Regions from separate parts of the Homo sapiens genome. Here regions 1, 3 and 4 are each linked to region 2. A link is a loop called in an ENCODE intact Hi-C map of the cell type or tissue named here. Cell type or tissue: GM12878. All regions are shown on one strand.

What was found. Hi-C counts contacts between places; a loop is a spot of excess contacts. Peaks named below come from ENCODE experiments on the same cell type or tissue, not always from the same donor. Only the 100,000 strongest peaks of a DNase experiment are listed, where the experiment ranks them.
Region 1: a loop joins it to region 2, with 3 times the contacts of the local background. A loop is called at or near these places in 12 of 110 quality-filtered maps.
Region 3: it touches region 2 in a loop (4-fold over the local background); 5 of 110 quality-filtered maps call a loop at or near these places.
Region 4: it touches region 2 in a loop (2.9-fold over the local background); 2 of 110 quality-filtered maps call a loop at or near these places.

What each region holds. Positions count from the first base shown.
Region 1 is chr3:119,272,098-119,277,097 of GRCh38, forward strand. The region is part of intron 3 of B4GALT4-AS1 (B4GALT4 antisense RNA 1); the gene reads left to right. Among named protein-coding and RNA genes, the nearest start is that of ARHGAP31, 20 kb to the right of the region's middle. RefSeq lists an enhancer at 2,947-3,116. In GM12878, a CTCF peak has its summit at 3,033 (motif pointing right); DNase peaks (open chromatin) are centred at 2,842 and 3,004.
Region 2 is chr3:119,557,144-119,562,143 of GRCh38, forward strand. It overlaps CD80 (CD80 molecule), which reads right to left and starts at 2,471. Exons shown (of 7, transcript NM_005191.4): 1 at 2,297-2,471; 2 at 486-785. The coding sequence starts at 585. It overlaps LOC107986118 (a long non-coding RNA gene), which reads left to right and starts at 3,287. Exons shown (of 2, transcript XR_001740861.2): 1 at 3,287-3,602. RefSeq lists a silencer at 779-1,073 and enhancers at 779-1,073, 1,435-1,594, 1,865-1,924, 2,695-2,744. In GM12878, CTCF peaks have their summits at 2,155 (motif pointing right) and 2,534 (motif pointing left); a DNase peak (open chromatin) is centred at 2,534; H3K4me3 peaks cover 4,967 bases; H3K27ac peaks cover 5,000 bases.
Region 3 is chr3:119,636,757-119,641,756 of GRCh38, forward strand. No RefSeq gene overlaps it. Among named protein-coding and RNA genes, the nearest start is that of POPDC2, 21 kb to the right of the region's middle. RefSeq lists an enhancer at 2,044-2,553. In GM12878, no CTCF peak of the experiment used is centred here; DNase peaks (open chromatin) are centred at 1,575 and 2,345; H3K4me3 peaks cover 1,162 bases; H3K27ac peaks cover 3,531 bases.
Region 4 is chr3:119,320,460-119,325,459 of GRCh38, forward strand. The region is part of intron 1 of ARHGAP31 (Rho GTPase activating protein 31); the gene reads left to right. ARHGAP31-AS1 (ARHGAP31 antisense RNA 1) reads right to left here and starts at 2,301. Exons shown (of 2, transcript NR_046748.1): 1 at 2,155-2,301. RefSeq lists enhancers at 1,972-2,829, 2,830-3,686 and silencers at 2,249-2,608, 2,659-3,008. In GM12878, no CTCF peak of the experiment used is centred here; DNase peaks (open chromatin) are centred at 2,682 and 3,008; H3K4me3 peaks cover 2,473 bases; H3K27ac peaks cover 3,021 bases.

The DNA of each region.
Region 1 (5,000 bases), 290 kb before region 2:
TTTAATGAATGGTGCTGGCAAAACTGGCTAGCCATATGCAGAAACAGAAACTTCCTTACACCTTACCCTTCCTTACACCTCATACAAAAATTAACTCAAGATGGATTAAAGACTTAAACAGAAAACCAAAAATTATAAAAACCCTAGAAGAAAACCTAGGCAATACCATTCAGGTCATAGGCATGGGCAAAGACTTTATGACTAAAACACCAAAAGCAATTGCAACAAAAGCCAAAATTGACAAATGGGATCTAATCAAACTAAAGAACTTCTGTACAGCAAAAGAAACCATCATCAGAGTGAACAGGCAACCTACAGAATGGGAAAAAAATTTTGCAAGCTACCCATCTCATAAAGGGCTAATATCCAGAATCTAAAAGGGACTTAAACAAATTTACAAGAAGAAAACAACCCCATCAAAAAGTGGGCAAAGGATATGAACAGACTCTTCTCAAAAGAAGACATTTACGTGGCCAACAAACGTGAAAAACAGCTCATCATCACTGGTCATTAGAGAAATGCAAATCAAAACCACAATGAGATACCGTCTCACACCAGTTAGAATGGTGATTATTAAAAAGTCAGGAAACAACAGATGCTGGCAAGGCTGTGGAGAAATAGGAATGCTTTTACACTGTTAGTGGGAGTGTAAATTAGTTCAGCCATTGTGGAAGACAGTGTGGCGATTCCTCAAGGATATAGAACCAGAAATACCATTTGACCCAGCAATCCCATTACTGGGTATATACCAAAGGATTATAAATCATTCTACTACAAAGACACATGCACATGTATGTTTATTGCAGCATATTTACAATAGCAAAGACTTGGAACCAACCCAAATGCCCATCAATGATAGACTGGATAAAAAAAATGTGGCACATATACACATATACATGTGTATATGTATGTGGCACATGTACCTGGAATACTATGTGGCACATATACATGGAATACTATGCAGCCATAAAAAAGGATGAGTTCATGTCCTTTGCAGGGACATGGATGAAGCTGGAAACCATCATTTTCAGCAAACTAACACAGGAACAGAAAACCATGTTCCCACTCATAAGTGGGAGCTGAACAATAAGAACACATGGACACAGGGAGGGGAACATCACACACCAGGGCCCATCGAGGGGTGGGGGACTAGGGGAGGGAGAGCATTAGGACAAATACCTAATGCATGCGGGGCTTAAAACCTAGATGACCAGATGATAGGTGCAGCAACCACCATGGCACATGTCTACCTATGTAACAAACCTGCACATTCTGCACTTGTATCCCAGAACTTAAAGTAAAATTTAAAAAATATATAATAATAAAAATTCTTATTGGGGAAAAAAGAATTAAAAACAAACTCTTTAGAAGCTAGTTACCTTTGGGTGGTGAGACATGGGGGTGAAAGGGAGGTTTGGAGAATAAAGCAGGAAACGTTTTTCTTTTTCCATTTAATGCCATTCTATACTTTTGAATTTTTTAACCAAGTACATGTATTACTGTTAAAATAGACATTCCTTATACAATTTCATCATTTTGGTTTTGTTTAATTTTAGGTTTAAGGCACATGAGGAAAGTATAATGTATCTATTTTTAAAGTTTTATGGTCTGAACATTTATGTTTTCCAGATAAAGCTAAGCCACTTCATAGCCTGTCTCTGCATGGTACTATTTTCCAAAGAAACACTAACCCATATCCAAAAATAACAGAAAGGCAATTTAAATTTTTACTTCAGTGCCATGAAAGCATCAAAGGGGGATTCCATTTATAATACATAACAAAACCTCTTAAAATCTTCTTGCCCAACCTCTCAATATCTCACACCATATGGTAGCTGCTTCTAAAACTCTCTCCCCCCATCTTCAAACCTTTACAGAATGCATCCCACACTGTCTCTAGTTTCCTCTACTCCCCACTTCTCTCCCTTCTCTTTCTGGGCCTATTGTCTTCTAAGTCTCGGTCCTTTCAAATATAAATCAAGCTGTCCCTGATGTTCATTTTATCCCTTATCACAAGGATGCTTCTTCTTAGTCTGGGAAAACTAGCATTATTGTTTGTTTGTTTTTGTTGGAGACAGAGTCTCACTCTGTCACCCAGGCTGGAGTGCAGTGGTGCAGTCTTGCTTCACTGCAACCTCTGCCTCCCCGGTTCAAGCAATTCTCGTGCCTCAGCCTCCTGAGTAGCTGGGACTACAGGTGTGTGCCACCACTCCCGGATAATTTTTTGTATTTTAATAGAGATGGGGTTTCACCATGTTGCCCAGGCTGGTCTCGAACTCCTAAGCTCAGGCAATCTGCCTGCCTCAGCCTCCAAAGTGCTAGGATTACAGGTATCAGCCACCATGCTAGGCCAGCATCATTGTATTATTACTTCTAAAGAAAAACCAAATTCTTATTTCTAAAAAATCTACTACAGTCAAAGATTTGAGACATAGCCTGCTAGAATATAGTTGTAAAACTACGAGTTTCTCTCCTCTAAGCATCTTAGAAATAGGGACTGGGTTTTATTCATCTTTGCATTCACTGGGCCTACAAAGTGCTTTACACACCAAGTGCACACAAAACTATTAAAGCTGTAATTTGGAATATAGCTTTTATGAGAGAAGTCATAGGGAGAAGAGGAAGGAAGCTAATTTTTACCGAGTATCTGCTATGGAGCAGTCACTGTGCCTTTCTAGTGGTGAAGTATCTCTCTCTCTTTTTTCTAGATTAGTAATTGCCACAGGGGAGCAAGAAAGGCAGATGTGAAGTACACAAAGTTTGAAGAGACCCTCCATGTGATGCTGGTATTCCCACATCATAAAACATCCTCATACCTCCCACATGTAAACTAAGTCACTTTTACAAATGCGGATGTGTCCAAAGTACCATCCTGACCTTTAAGTGCTGGGGATGAGGTAGAAAGATTAGGAACTACTGATGGAAACTCTGAGAGTGTGTGTGTGTGTGTGTGTGTGTGTGTGTGTGTGTGTGTGTGATGCATGTGTATTTAAAACACATACACATTCAAAAATGCCCACTAGATGGCAAACCCACATCTCAAATGTTAACCATTACTGGAGTGACCCTTCTGGAAGGCTAGGGCACTTTAATAATTCAAGCCAATTCGTAAAAGGCCAAGATTTTGTATACAGTTTAAGGGGCATGCAAATTAGCTTTGTGATGATGGTCTTACAAATCATTTCTAGGAATAGAGGCTAAACTTATAACTCCACCATTTCCAGAACCTAATCTGATTTATTTTCCACGCAAAATACAGTATGAATGCAGGTAAATTAAATTTCCTTACTATACCATCTGATTTCATATCTAGGTTTCATAACTTTGTGGGAGTAAAGCCAGTGATGGGGATAGGGTGTGAGCCTAAGTAGTCCCATTCTGGAAGTTCGGCATTTTATCCAGGATGCATTTCAACCTTCCGCTAACGTGAGAGGGAAGGCACCAAGGAAGAATGCGTAGCTTTCCGCCCTCCTCCCCAGCCTCCTACATTGCTGCCAGATGTAGTTGAGCCTGCACTGCTCAAAATTCTCCAGTGGCTCCCCACTAAAGGATCAACTCTATCAATGGTATCACACACACAGTCCCACCTTATGGACAAGCCGGTATATCACCAATCTCTCTCACACCCAACCGCATTGATTTGCTTTCCAGTCCCTGAGCAAGTCCTGATCTCACACGCCTCTGTGACTCTAGAAATGCTATTCTTGCTGTCCTGAAAACCCTCTCCCCTATTATCTGCAGGAGCAACTACTCACTCTTCAAGTCTCCACAAGGGTCACTTTCTCTAAGAGGCCCTCTGACTCTGCCAGCCAATCAGGTACTCCAACTTCAATATACCCATCATACCATTTGTTGCACAGTGCATCTCTCTCTTGCCACAAAAACGAGGGCTTCATGAGGGCCTGGATGGTGTCTTTCCAACTTTGTGTCCTCAGCACCGAATCCAAGGCCTAGCATACAGACAATGCTTAGTAAATTATTGACTGGCTGGCCAAATAAATGTATAAATGTTGTATGTAAACAGACTTTGCACATTTCCTTAAAAATTTCAGTGCTCAGCTCCCAGAATGTAGCAGGGAGATAGCTCCTTCACTGAGTCCCTTGCAGAGGCATAGGTGGGGATGGAGGATCAGGGAGCCAGAGCCAGAGAAGCCAGCTCAGGGAGGCTACAGGGCTGATAGAGTGGCTCCACAGAGCTTCCTGTCTCTGGTGCTACAAGAACAGTCTTTGAAAACATGAAAGCATGTGGGAAGGAGCCCCGCAACCTCCCACCTCCCAGCAACCTCTATAGTCAGGTGAATCCTTGGCTGTTTCCGAAACTATCCTCCTTTACCTCCACTGGAGCTCCTTGCTGAAACCAGCATTTGTATAAAATTGCTTAATCTCAGTGCCAGCTAGAGATACAGGTATTTACTGGGGGCTCCACCAAGAAAGACTTCTGAGGTTTGACTGCTACCAATTCGATCATTAAAGTAATAGATTACATTGCAGGACTGGGGGCTAGTTCTGTTCCTTAATTATGTTGGCTGTATTCATCTGCTAGGGCTGCCAGTGTCACAAACCAGGTGGTTTAAACAATAGAAATTTATCATCTCACATTTCTGGAGGCTAGAAGTCTGAGATCAAAGTGCCAGCAGGGTTGGTTCCTTTTGAGGGCTATGAGAGAGAATCTGTTCCATGTCTCTTCCCTAGCTTCTGGTGGCTTGCTGGCAACGTCTGACACTCCTTGGCTTGAGGCGTCGCTCCAATCTCTGCCTTCATCTTCACATCTTCACATGTCATTCTCCCTGTGTAAGTAGACAGGGAGGATGTCCACATTTCCCATTTTATAATGACACCGGCCATACTGGATTCGTGACTCACCCTACTCCAGTTTGACTGCATATTAACTAATTAGTAGTACCCATCCTATTTCCAAATAAGGTCATATTCTGAGGTACTAGGGGTTAGGACTTTAACATTTGAAATTGGTGGCACACAGTTCAACTCAAAACATTAGC
Region 2 (5,000 bases):
AAGATGAATGTCATTAAGAGGAATTGTCCTCAACTACTCTCCCGCCTTCAGATTGGAAAGAAGATCACCATTGTTCAATTTTAGAAGCAGGACACTTTCGCTGAGCTGTATCATGAAAACATAGTTTGGGACTAGACTCCGAGGCCAGTATCGGCACATCACAAAATGTAAATGAGCATCTAATATTCATGGAAGAGACCATTATGAATCGGCTGTATGGTTTTGTTAAAATAACACTGTCCCTTCCACGCTTCCTTGAAGGCCTGGGTTCTTGAGTTAACTTGGTTGCTAACTTGCTGTGTGATGATAGGCAGGTCCTTTAACCTCTTTGGACCACAGTCTTCTAATCTTTAAAATCTTCTGAAAACACCCTGAAGGTTCCTTCCAGCTTATAGGATAATAGAAGGGAGCAGCTCAGAGAACCCCATGTCCTTTCTCTTAACCCTGTAGCAGTTGACTCAGTTAAGTTCCTGAAAGTTGCTTACCTGAACAGAAGTGAGAAAGACCAGCCAGCACCAAGAGCTGAAAGAAATTGAGGTATGGACACTTGGATGGTGATGTTCCCTGCCTCCGTGTGTGGCCCATGGCTTCAGATGCTTAGGGTCAAAAGTGAAAGCCAACAATTTGGACCCAAGTAAGACCAGGGCACTTCCCAGGTGCAAAACAGGCAGGGCTGATGACAATCCAATTGCTCACGTAGAAGACCCTCCAGTGATGTTTACAAAACACACAGAGATTGGAGGGTGTTCCTGGGTCTCCAAAGGTTGTGGATTTAGTTTCACAGCCTGAAAAAGGAACAAATAAAAGTCATTCAGGAAGGAAGGTGTGCCTACTTTGAGTTGCAAAACTCTCGAGTTGCCTGCTAAAATTAATTGGAGAGCTTAACCTAAGCAACCTCTAAAGCAGGGCGTGACCCTGAGGAAAAGCGAATGGAAATTCTGTGAGGGGACCAGTTCCAAGAACCAACCACAGCCCTTCCATGAAAAGGCTTTCTACTTAATAGGTGGGGTGAAGATTTGGTTAGAAACAGGAGAGCTCTAAGGACCCTCCATATCTGTTAGCCAACCTGCAAAAGTTCAAATCCTCTTCTGAACATACCAAGAAACATAGAGCAGACAGTAAGGGTGTATTTTGTCCAAGGCAGGACCTAAGTTATGAAACAACTTCTTTCTTGACATATTAACATAAGAAAACAAGTATCTCAATTCTTTAAACCCTCTACTCAAATAATATATCATAAAGGGGTATGAGATCTCAATAACCAGAAAAGTCTATCCATAAAAAGGGAGGGAAAAAAAGACACTGCAGACGTTACTTATCAAAATTATGTACTCCAGGGCCAGGCGTGGTGGCTCACGCCTGTAATCCCAGCACTTTGGGAGGCTGAGGTGGGCGGATTACTTGAGGCCAGGAGTTCCAGACCAGCCTGGCCAACATGGCAAAACCCCATTTCTACCAAAAATACAAAAATTAGCCAGGTGTGGTGGTGGGTGCCTGTAATCCCAGCCACTTGGGAGGCTGAGGCACGAGAATTGCTTGAATCCAGGAGGTGGAGGCTGCAGTGAGCCAAGATGATTGCAACACTGCACTCCAGCCTAGGCGACAGAGTGAGACTCCATCTCAAAAAAAAAAAAAAAAAAAATTATGTACTGTCATGTGAGGTGGCTAGGGATTAATTTTTCCAGTAAATATGTCAAAATTGAGAAATGAAAATAAACACTGTGCTCCACTGTCACCCCTTCAGGCTGCTACCAGGACACAGCCCCGTGCTGCTCAGAGAATGCTTGAGTGTCCTCTTTGGAGACCACCCTAGAGCTAGAGTTCCAGCCACGCCATATTGTTTTATTAGCCATCATCCATTTTAGACAGGATTAGTTAAAAGAGACTTATTCACCAGAATTTGTTTTTCTTAAGATAGAATCTTGCTCTGTCACACAGGCTAGAGTGCAGTGGCGTGACCATAGCTCACCACAGTCTCAACCTCCCGAGCTCAAGCGATTTTCCCACTTTCACTAGAATTTTACTGGCTTGAGAAATTCAAATACGGCCCACAAAAACAATATTTGCTAGGATCTAGGATATTTTAAAATAATGGGCCACAATTCTCACTATGATGCTCCAAATATGTCGGGAAGCCACAGCCTCCTGTGGGAATGAGACCCTAAGGGTTCCTTTGAGGGCAAGCCTGGATCCAGGAGGTGGTAGCAGAGGTATTGTTTGTTTAAAAAGCAGTGAGGTTGCTGGTAACTAGTTCTACCAAGCTATCCCATAGTAAGATAATAGTAAATGTACTTACTTGCTGAAGAAAAATTCCACTTTTTCTTTAAATCCTTTGATTTCAGGGTAAGACTCCACTTCTGAGATGTTCTCTTCTTACAGTCTATAAAGCAATGACAAATCACTTTTTCTTTGGGTAATCTTCAGAGAGGCGACATTTCCCCTTCTAACTTCTGTTACTTTACAGAGGGTTTGAGTTCACTCAGTACTTGTCAGTGCCAGGAGTTGGACAGGGTGTTTGAAGAAGCGCCCTCTGCTGCCGTCTTCTTCTAGTTGCTTTTGTAGAGGCTGTGGCTGGGGCAAATCACACAGCAGCCTCCCTCACCACCGTGCATGGACTAACAAACATGAAACACCACGAGCACCAGGCGGCCTAGGGGAGGAGAAGAATGGTGCCCGAGAAGAGTGAGGGGCATCTGGCTAGCCTTGCTGTGTGATGGGAGGCCAGCTTCATGGGCTGGCTGTTTCTGTGCTGGTCTCAAGTTTTGTTTTAGCACCCAGAGTTACTCCTGAGTCCCTGCAGGAATAAGCTGTCAACCTCATATGTAGGGGACACTTTTGGGAGAGTGCTCAGCTCACAGGACCACCCAACTCTACTCCCACCTCTGAATCCCACCATCTTCAGAGAGTGGGCTCCTGCCAGCCACGCTGGACAGTGAATTCTGGTCACCCTAGCCACAGTTGAGTGCGCCTCTGGTGGGATGAGGAAGACTTTAGTCATGCCCATCACTCCCATTTCCAACTAGGTTGCCACCCACCCCTGTGTGTCCCTTTGTAGGATTCTGGAGCCCCTGTGAGTGAGCAGCTGACCCATGCTGGACCAGTGTACTTGTTTGCACAGGTGGAACCTGACAGCACCTTGCATGGGTTGCAGTGAGCCGAGATCACAACACTACAATCCAGCTTGGGTAACAGAGCAAGACTCCATCTCAAAAAAAAAAAAAAAAAAAAGACGCCATCCTTCCCACACCAGCCAGAAAGAGAGCAAACCGTGTGGGTGAGAAATACTGACTACAGCGGCGGCTTCCTTCATCTCAGCAACAAGTTTGTGGCAGAGCTTAGTGGATACCACCCTATTCACCTGAGATTTGGAATACTGAAGCTTTGGAAATCATGAAGGCAGAACTTGCTATGAAAGGACTCCACTGCACTGTCTCCTTCTGTATTGGCAGAAGGGGCCTAGTGAGCACCCTTCTTCACCTGTGTCTTGTTCTGGTCTCAGATGCATATTTTGAATAGTTGCAAGGAATATGGATGTGACAATTCCTGCCTTACCTCTAGTAGATCAACATTACATTTTCAAGTAAAGGGAACATAGATTGGAGGTAAGTTCATGTTTTCTATTTTCTTGAACATTTATTCAGATCAAAGAAATGTTTTCACTGATTTTAGCCACTTCTACTTGATACATTATTACAATGCACTGGAAGTGATTTTTTTTCCAGGTATTTAAAGTAATAGAAAGTTATAGATGTCAACTTAAAAGAGCAAAGAAATACAGAGTTTTAGAAATTTATTTTCTTTTTTTTTTTTTAGATGAAGTCTTTCTCTGCCGCCCAGGCTGGAGTGCAGTGGTGCAATCTTGGCTCACTGCAACCTCCGCCTCCTGGGTTCAAGCAATTCTTCTGCCTCAGCCTCCTGAGTAGCTGGGACTACAGGCGTGTGCCACCATGCCAGGCTAATTTTTAAATTTTTAGTAGAGATGGGGTTTCACCATATTGGCCAGGCTGGTCTCAAACTCCTGACCTTGTGATCCACCCTCCTCGGCCTCCCAAAGTGCTGGGATTACAGGCATGAGCCACTGCACCCAGCCGAGTTTTAGAAATTTCATGAGGGACTACATGAATACAAATTTTGACGATCACAGACACCCTCAAATTTTAAGAATCCCAGTGAAATCCTAACCTGCCTTGGAGAAACACACATTAAACAACTTTGCCATTAGCGCTTTGATGTGACTTAATCAAAGAGGCTGGAAGAAAGGAACACCAGGAAGGTACTTTACAGAGTTTCCCCAATCCTGATTGTAAAATTCAGAAGGCTTCTCTTCCAAGATTATGTACTAATGGGATGTGTTTAATTCCTCTTCCTCCTACAATGTGTCTAGGAGCATGACCTGTGGACCACAGATTTCTAAGGTAAATTTCTGGACACTGGAGGTGAGATGGATGAAGACGGGCAAAGGAAGCCGAACCCGAATACCTATATTACTGGAAAACAAAACAAAACAAAACAAAACCAAGTAAAAGATTTAAAAGGAGGCTGGGCACAGTGGCTCATGCCTGTAATCCCAGCACTTTGAGAGGCTGAGGTGGGCGGATCACTTGAGGCCAGGAGTTCGAGGCCAGCTGGCCAACGTGATGAAACCCCAGCTCTCCAAAAAAAAAAAAAAAACCAAAAAACTGGGCATAGTGGTGCATACCTGTAATCCCAGCTACTGGGAAGGCTGAGACATGAGACTTGCTTGAACTTCAGAGGCGGAGGTTGCAGTGAGCTAAGATTGTGCCATTGCACTCCAGCCTGGGTGACAGAGCAAGATTCTGTTTCAAAAACAAAACAAAACAAAACAAAAAAACTTTAAATGAGTTTGTTCTGAGGAGCAGACCCAGGGTTGGAGAAGAATAAAGCAGGAATTACTGCTCCTCAGTGTAAATTCTTTAGTGCCACTTATTTTTTTGTAAATCCATCCTTGGCTTTACTGTAATAAAAGTAAAAGAAATTCT
Region 3 (5,000 bases), 80 kb after region 2:
TCCAATTAGCTTACACAAATTATCTTATTTAATCCTCCCAGTGAATCCATGTATTACTTCATTTTACATATGAGGAAACAGGGACAAAGAAATTAAGTAACTTGTCCACTACAGTCAGCAATAGATAAAATCAGGATTCACACCAAGGCCATCTGACTTCAGAATCTGAGCTCTAACCACCATGTTATACAGTTTAGCCTGCTCACGTTGGTTCTTAGCACTTGCAACTAAGACGTATTAGCTAAATAGGGCTCCTCAGTCTGGCCCTACTCTGCCTAACAAAAATTATCTGCCATTTTCCCCAGTGTGCTGAAGCCAGCATTCCCCTAAAACATACTATGGTCAATGTCACCTCCATGCCTTTTTGCTCCTTCTCCTTCCCACCCACCCCCACTTTTATATTCTACCAATGATTCAGGGTCCACTTCCAGTTCTATCTTCCCCAGGGAAACTGGTCACCCGTATGTTCTATCAGTCAGTAACTATGCTGCCTTGCAATGGTGGTTAATAGCTTACTGCATGTATGTCAGGCCTCTATGATGAGATTGTAAGGTCTTTAAAAGCAGGGGCTATATTTTCTCTTTCGCTGTGTCCCCAAAACACTATAATTCATTGTAAGCATGCAATAAAAGCTCCTTGAATTGAACTAAAGGCAGTAATCTTAGTGGCATAGACAAAGGCAGGGAGAGAAGGTCAGGCACAGAGAGGCTTAACTTTAAAGGAGAGCTTAATGTCTTTTCATAAGTGTCAGGAATGGCCTTCACATACTCATCTTGTTTTAAAATTTTATGTGTCAATATTACATTTTAAAAGTTTTAAATCTCTATAGGAAAAAGGATATTATATTGAAACATAAATCTTCCATAATTGCTGAATTCTCACCCAGCCCTTGATCTCCTTGTTGAGTGGTCCCAAGTCTGACATTCTGAAAGTGACATACGCTGCTCCCCACAGCCTCAAACACATCTCTGATCTCACTCTTGGGCACACCCCAAGCCCTGGGATGACCATCACAACTCCCCTCTGCCCCACCATCTCAGAGGAGGTAGGTTTCTTCCCCTTAAGAAGAGTATGGGGGTGATGAGAGTATCCCAGTGCCTGAGTCTTCCTAGGCCCCAGGAAGGCCTTGGAATCCTCTCTGATCCTTAGCATTCACCCTCATCTATGAAAGCAACTGTTTGCATTATGTGTCCACTTAGTGTCCTGACAACAGTCTAAACTCAATCCATCCAAAAGCAAATCAACATCTTCCCCAAAGTTGTTCCTCCTCTTTTTACGGTAATAGCTGCCACCATGATCCAATCATCCAGGCTTGAAGCCTGAGTCATCTTTGACTCAGAACATCACAGTGCTAAAAAAAAAAAAAAAAGTATTTTAAGCCATTTGCCTCCTTCCCCCAGTATATGATTTATACTCAGACTCTGTCTCTCAATATCTTAAAATGCATCTGAGGTCTGTCCCTTCCTGTGTATTCCCCCGATAAGGCTCTGGATTTTGGCAACAACTCCTGAACTACTACTCTCTTTTCCTGCTGGTTTGAATAGGGAGAGAAGCAAAAGTAAACTGGAAAGTGGAACTAGAAGTCTCTAAAACCACAAGTGTTAACCTTACCCTTGCCAGAATGGGGCACATGAATTGTCCTACTAGCAGGTAACAGCTGAGTTTAACCAACATTTAAGAATTACCAACTACATCCTGGCTAACATGGTGAAATCCTGTCTCTACTAAAAATACAAAAAATTAGTCGGGCGTAGTGGCGGGCGCCTTGTAGTCCCAGCTACTCGAGACGCTGACGCGGGAGAATGGTGTGAACCCGGGAGGCAGAGTGAGCCAAGACCGTGCCACTGCACTCCAGCCTGGGCGACAGAGCGAGACTCCGTCTCAAAAAAAAAAAAAAAAAAAAAAGAATTACCAACTAAATGTCACACATGTGGCCTTGTGTGGGGTGCTGGGGCCACAGCAATAAGTAAGACTTCCCCAGCCCTCAAGTGCCTAGCGAGGGATGAGAGCTGAGGGGGGCGATCCCAGAGGGCTCTGCGAGTCCTGAAGGGGATTGTTCAATGCTGAGGGCGAGGTGAAGGCCAGGAGAGTGTGCGTAGGGAGAGGACATGTGTACTAGGTTTGAGGGCTGAATAGGATTTCAGGCCTGAGGGCTGAGGGGTGGAGGGCAATTCCAGGCTATTAAGCAAAGGCTTAGTTTACAGGCTGGACTAATCCGATTTGTGTGCTGTGTCCTGGGCTCCCCTGTGGCAGTGATGCAATCATGTGACAGTTGGTGGTCATGTGCTGGGTAAGGACACTTTCAGGAAGGATGATATCACAGAAGTGATATAATCACCAGATAACTTTCTGAGTAGGAGGCACATGTCAGGGCATGAATTCAATGGTGACAGACGTGAAACTGCTGACAGCATTGTTTTCACTTCTACCTCAAGATTTGTGTGGATGTCTACAGGAAACCAGGGGGTCAAAAATAGAAAGAGAAGAGGTGCTGAACATTGGAGATGGACTCAATTTCCCCCTCCAGGCAATTCTTCTCCCCAGGATCTCTCACGGGTTTTTGCTTTATACATATATGTAATGCTATTTTTCAAACATATAAAGAGACTGTTGTGGCTAATTTTTAAAACCTATAAATTTATCTAAAAATCCTATTGAAATCCAAATGTCTTTTGCCTTACATACACCATTAGATAATAAAAGCACAACTTCCACTACGTAAGGTCTGATTCTTTGGTGGGGAAAAGGGATTAAAAGAGGTCCTCATCTTGAGAAACCACTGCTATACACCACAGGTGTGTAATGACAGCCCTGCCTTGGTGATCCTCCAGGTTGGGGAGTGGCACCACATCCAGGTTATGTTGAATCTCAATTTACAATGTATAGTGTACTTTTTTTTTTTTTAAGATGGAGTCTTGCTCTGTTGCCCAGGCTGGAGTGCCCATTATGAGTCATGGAGACTCAGATTTTGAGTAAGAGAGAAATAAAACTTTGTGCTTTTAAGTAATAATAAGTCAATCCTGACTAATATCACATGGTAAGAAGTCTGGATTTTATTCTAAGTGGGATAGGAAGTCATTTCAAATTTTGAGCCAGAGAGTGATAAGATCTTGTATATGTTTAAATGACCTCTTTACTGTGTGTAGGTTATGAGGCAGAAGGACTGGTTGTAAGTCCATTGAAGTTAATTTAGAATGAAGTAGTGGTGGCTTGAAATTAGCGGTGGCAGTAGAGATTGTGAGTCGAATTCAGAATATACAGGCATGCACCATATAATGACATTTTGGTAAACAATGGACCACATATGGTGGTCCCATAAGATTATAATGGAGCTGAAGAAGAAAGTTTGAAGACTACCAGATATCAAAACTTACTGTAAAGCTACAATAATTACAACCAGATGGTACTGCCAAAGGGTAGAAAAATAGAACCATCAGACAACAGAAAATTCAGAAACAGACCTACATCTATAGGAAAATTTGATTTGTCACAAAGGATAAGCTGAACACTAGTAGGGATAGGATAATCATTTCAATAGGGAGTGCTCAGTCAATTGGATAGCCACATGGAAAATAATGAATCTTGGCCCTTAGTCATATATACAAAAACCAAATCCAGGTTGATTGTAGGTCTAACTTTGAAATGTAAAACAATAAGAAATCTAGAAGGTTATTGGGAGAGTACCTTCAGGGGAGGAAAAGATTTCTTAAACACGACACAGAAAGCACAAATCAGAGACAGAAAGATTGATAAACCATTACATTGAAATTAAAAACTATGTTCATCAAAAGATACTATTTAGAGAAAAACAATACCCACAAAAGTAGGAGAATATATACATATATATATAAAATCTCAATAAGTAACAGAAGGACTTTTAACCTGATTATTTGAATAACTCCTTTAAGTCAATAAGAAAAAGCATACAGGCTGGGCACAGTGGCTCATGCCTGTAATCCCAGCACTTTGGGAGGCCAAGGCAGGTGGATCACTTGAGGCCAGGAGTTCGAGACCAGCCTGGCCAACATAGCAAAATCCCATCTCTACTAAAAATACAAAGATTAGCTGGGCATGGTGATGCACACCTGTAATCCCAGCTACTTGGGTGGCTGAGGCATGAGAATCACTTGAACCAGGTAGGCAGAGGTGAGCCAAGATCGCACCACTGCACTCCATCCAGCCTCAGGACAGAGCCAGACTCTGTCTAAAAAAAAAAAAAAAAAAAAAAAAAAAGAAAGAGCAATGGACAAAAAAAAAGAAACAAGAATAGATACTTCACAATAGAAGATATCCATATGGCCAAAAAAAAAAAAAAATTGAAGAAGAAGAAAAGAAAGAAAAGCTACTCAACCCATCAGGAAAATAAAAATGCTGCTAAACATGCCCAAATAACTAAAATTAAAAAAAAAAAGATAATGCCAACTATTGCTGAGGATGAGAAGCATCTGGAACTCTCATACAGTGCTTGTGGAGATGTAAATTGGTACAATCACTTAGAAAAATTGGTCGTATTTACATACCCAATGCCTGAGTAATTCCATTCCTAGGTATATATCCAAGAAAAGTATACATATGTATACCAAAAGACAGGTACAAGAGTGTTTATAGCAGCACTATTTGTAATTGCCCCAAGGTGGAAACTATCCAAATGCCCATCAATTGTAGATTGGATAAATAAATTGTGGTATAGTCATACAAAGAGCACACAACAACAAAAATGAAAAAACTATTGAGAGGGAGAGATGCCCAAGGATTCCCAGCTGTTTCAGCCCTCATCTGTTTGAGTCTTCCCAGACAGGTGAGTAAAGAAGCCTTACAGATGATTCTAGACTGAGCCACTATCTGACTGAAACAACATGAGAAACCCTGAGTGAGAACCGCCTAGCTGAGCCCAGTCAGGTCCCGCACTCATGAGCACCACATATTATTAGGACAATTTTAAGTCACTATTTTAGGGATTGATATTACACAGCAATAGATAACTGAAATATATGTTGAAG
Region 4 (5,000 bases), 240 kb before region 2:
AAGATGTTAAATTCATTTTGCACACCTATTCTTCAGGATTAAAAAATATTATCCTGATAAATACAGTAAACCCATTGTAAACAAAACTTTTCATGATGCAGTAACCTTACCCATTACTCCCTTACCTCCTATCTTAAATAATGTTTGAGTGTATTCTTCCCTTTGCCATTAAAAGTTCCATTACTTCTGCCCACAAACCAGCAAGTCCTCACCAATCAAGAATCAGCTGCGATCTCATCATTTTCTTTTTGTGTATTCTAAAACTCAGATGTTTTCTCTCCTCTGGCCTACTGTGGCATGCCCTTCCCTTTCACTAATATCTTGGACATTGATATGGTTTGGCTGTATCCCCACCCAAATCTCATCTTGAATTCCCACGTGTTGTGGGAGGGACCTGGTGGGAGGTAATTGAATCATGGGGCCAGGCCTTTCTCGGGCTGTTCTTGTGATAGTGAGTAAGTCTCACGAGATCTGATGGTTTTGAAAAACGGGAGTCTCCTTGCAAAAGCTCTCTCTTCTCTTGAGTGCCTTTAATCTTCCACCATGACTTGTGGCCTCCCCAGCCATGTGGAACTGCAAGTTCATTAAACCTCTTTCTTTTGTAAATTGCCCAGTCTCCAGTATGTCTTTATCAGCAGTGTGAAAACGAACTAATACAGATGTATAAACATTGACCCATCCTCTTTAACTTCCATATACCCTTTTTAAATTGCAGAAAAATCATTCAATTAGTGGAAAAATTGCTCAAGTAAATTTTATCATCTTTCACCCAGGCCCGGTGATTTCCTATTCAGCAGCAATTTCACATATATATATATACTATATATATATATATAGTATATATATATGTATTATGTATATATAATTATATACTATATATGTAAAATTTTAAAATCAATGTTTTCATACTTTTTAATAATACATGCTTATCCTCATTGTAGATAAATTGGGAAATACATAAATGTTTTAGAAAGAAAAAAATACTTGTATGTAATTCTATCACCCAAAGATGTAACATTTTGGTGGATTTCCTTCAAGTGTTTTTTTTCTATGTACATTTTCATATTGTGATTACACTGTGTGTGTGTATATATATATTATATATATATATGATTTTGTGTCTTGCTTTCTTATAACCGAAGTCTTTATTCAAGTTATAAAACCCTACATATAACATTTTAAGGCTCCGTAGGTTTTGTTTTGTTTTGAGACGGAGACTCGCTCTGTTGCCCAGGCCAGAGTGCAGTGTCACGATCTCAGCTCATTGAAGCCTCTACCTCTCGGGCTCAAGTGATTTTCCTGCTTCAGCCTCCCAAGTAGCTGGAACTATAGGCCCACACCACCACGCCCAGCTAACTTGTTTTTGTATTTTTAGTGGAGACGGGGTTTCGCCATGTTGGCCAGGCTGGTCTTGAACTTCTGACCTCGGGTGATCTGCCCGCCTCAGCCTCCCAAAGTGCTGGGATTACAGGCGTGAGCCACCACGCCCGGCCCATAGTAGTTTATCATATAAATATGCCAGTTTATTCCCTGCCTCCATTACTGGACATTTATAGTTATGATTGTTTTAATTTTATGAACAAGCCCACAGTGAATATTGTGAGGCATATGGCTCTTTTGTTATGTAATATTTCTTTGGAATAAACTCCCAGAAGTAAAATTGCTGGATTAAAAGGTGTGTTATTAGTCAGAACTCTCTTGGTTGTGACTGAAGGAACTCTGACATAAGAAAAAAAGTGGGGGTTAATTACTGATTCATAGAAGCAAACTTTGGCAAAGACAAGAAGGGAGCTGGCTTTAGGGAGCTGGGACCAGAGGCTGGAATTTTAACCTCCTGACTTTCTCCTTGTCTCTTGAATTTATCTTAGACATAAATGAAAATAGAGGTAACTCAAAGCGTCTAACCCACAGTGACAATTGCTGCTCTGTTTTTAGAGCCGGGATTTTGTTCGTGGACTTGCCTTGCCTGGTGGTTGAACTTTGCAGCCCCTTCCTCCTCCGGGCAGCTTCTCTCAGTGGCAGCTGTGTTCCCCATGGTTTGTCCTGGATGTCTCCCTTGTGCCATCCTTGCAAGCCCGCGGCCAGCGCCTCCACCCACGCTCCGGCCTTGCTCCCACTCCCACCGCTCTGCCACCTCCCACCTCAGCCTCCCACCTTGGTGTGGAGGGACCAGCGTCGAAGACAAAGGAATCTCTGACGAGAACCGGCCAGTCCGGGAGGGACGGCGGGGAAGGGGGTGCTGCTCTGGCGGAGCCCTCACTTCACTCGCTTCCCCTCGAGCGCCCCTCTAGGCTGGGGCCCGGCCGCTCTGGGCCTGCTCCTCCTCCCGCTCCTGTTGCGGGGCACCAGGTCAGACCCTACAGGGGGCTCCGCCAGGGGGAGGGGGAGAGGGGCTCCCTTCAAACTCGGCCCGGCCGCGGGGGTCCCGGGTGCCCTCTGCTGGGCTCCTTCCACGTCCTTGTCCCTCCTGAACTCCCGTTCCAGCCCTGCCCCCGCCCCGCAGTAGGGAACGGACTCGTTTCTGCCCCGCCCCGGGGTCCGGGCGCCCGCCCGGCGCTTCAGCTTCAGCAACGTCAAGGCCACGTTCCCTCCGCTCCAGCTCGAAAGACGGTGGCGCTGACTCTGCTCTGCGCGCCGCAGCTTCCTCCCGCTGCTCCGCCCAGCGGTTTCTGATCCCCTTTCGGCGCTGGGGACTCACACGCTGCGGCGACAGGAAAGCCCGCGCCCCCGGCCGCTTCCCGGAACGCCCTCGGGGACGGCTGAGTCACTTGGCGCCCGCCCGCGCGGCCACCGAGCCCAGAAGCGGGGAAAGCCCAGAAGCGGGGAAACCCCAGGGACAGCCGCCGGCCCTGGGGGCAGCCAGCGCTCCAGGCCGCCCAGCACCTCGGGCCCGGATGGGCTTCTCGCGCCCCAGGGCTGCGGCCACACCCCGCCGGCCCAGACCCCGCGGGTAGAGAAAGGAGGTGCAACCCTGAGAGCCAAGACGTTGGGCTTGGCTTTGCTTTGCGTTTCTTTCCTTTTTTCTTTTGTTTCTTTTCTTCTTCTTTTTTTTTTAACCACATCCAGGAAGAGGAGAAACCTGTCTCATGACAGGAAACGAAGAGGGAGGATGCATCCGAACTGAGGGACATTGTTTCAGTTGCCTCACCTGACATACTGTCTCACCTGAGAGAGGGAGGCCGAAGAGGCAGCCAATGGTGGCTGGAGCAAGCCCTGTCCTCGTTACCTGGGCTGTGGCTGAGCCCTGGGGCTCACCGGCTGTATGGCCCTGGGCAAGTCCTCGGAGCCTTAGGTTCTCTGCAAAATGGAGATGATGTTTAATAGAAAATGTTTCTATAACTTTTGTGGCTTACTTTTTGAAAAGCGAGGGAGGGACTTTTGTCCTTCCCTCCTCGCATCTCAGTCGCAGTGCTGGTTCACAATCAGGCTGTTAACGCGGTTTCCACATTTCCTGTCCTCCCCCTTCCCCTTTCCTGCTGGGAATAAGAAGGTGGGCCCCCAAGGAGACAGAGGGTACACTCGTAAATGAAAAAGAAAAGTCAGCACAAGGACCCTTTGCTGCGGAGATTTCTTTTTCCAGGTATCCTAAGTGGGGCTCTTGCCATCCCTGCCATCCCTGCTCTACACCGAAGGGGTGAAGTCCTGGGACTCTGTTATGCCCATCTGTATGTAATCCTAGGCAAGATTATTACAGTAGCGCTTTCCTCTTTTTAGAATATACCCTTGTCTAGCCCCTACCCCATCTTCAGGACAGTAAAGGTTCTCAACTCACTTCAAACCCTCCTAGCCGTCTAGAACAGTGGCTCACAACCGCAGACCCATAGGAAATGTAGGGCCATCTATGTAATAAATTTATCCGGATGTATTATAACAATTTTAAGGTTACACTTGTCCTTTCTTGAACAGGACAATTCTTTATTCTAAGACTATATGCTTCATAGTTTTAGTTATTTTGAATTGTCCATTCTGTTATGAAATACGATAGTTATTGTTGGTTGATGTCCTCTCTCAGAAAAATAAAAAATTAGCAGTCCTAGGTAGATCCCCCAAAATCTTTTAAACTTGATCTGTGAAATCCAAAAAGCTTGGGTACCATTGCTGTATTCCACATGTGGTTCACATCAAGGTTCCTTGTCCCTCCCAAGGAGATTTGTAGCTATTAAAAGAAACAAACAAACAAACATAAACAACAAAAACCCTTTCGAGAATCAGATCCTCAAAGAATGTTTAAGGATAGACGTGGAAAAACAAAGAGTGGGGAGAGGAGTCTTTCTCTACTCTCAACCCCTAGCCCTTAGTGTAGGTGAAGGCAGCACAGTTGTATCTATTCTAACTGGTATTTAGTATTGAGCATAACTTTTAATGGACGACTCCTTTTAGTAAAACAGAGAACCAATTTTGAATAAACCAAGGTCTCTTGGTCTCTCAGTTTGCAGATCAGCGGAATGGCTAAATGAAGGTGCTATACTTTACTTAAAAGGTGAAAATGTGTCATTTGGGTAAGCAATAAGCAGTACTCCTCATGTCAATAGTGGCATAGTGTGGACTTATATGATGCCGTCTTAAATTAGGCCTCATTGGTTAATGTTTATTGAACACTCTCAGTGTGTTTGGTGCTAATTAAAATATCTTCAAGTCACAGAATCACTGCCTTCTAGTAACTAGTGATGCAGCAAGCTGTAACTGTTGAATCATACCTACCTATATCAACACAGATACTACACATGCATATTCATCTTTTTTGGATGCTAAGATAAAATTTTGCTTAAAATTCTTACTTAGTTGTGTGGGAAGTAGGGGAAAGGAAGATTTTTAAATTTGAAATGGTTGTCCTAGGATAGGAAACCATCGCAGCTGTCATGCACATTAATATTTTAGAAACACATTCACATATCATCTCTGTTGATCTTCCCAAGACGCTGTGACTCTACAGGCTGATTTCAGAGATGTTGTTCCCCCTTTACAGGCAACATATTTTAGTGGCTTGCCCAAGGAGGCTT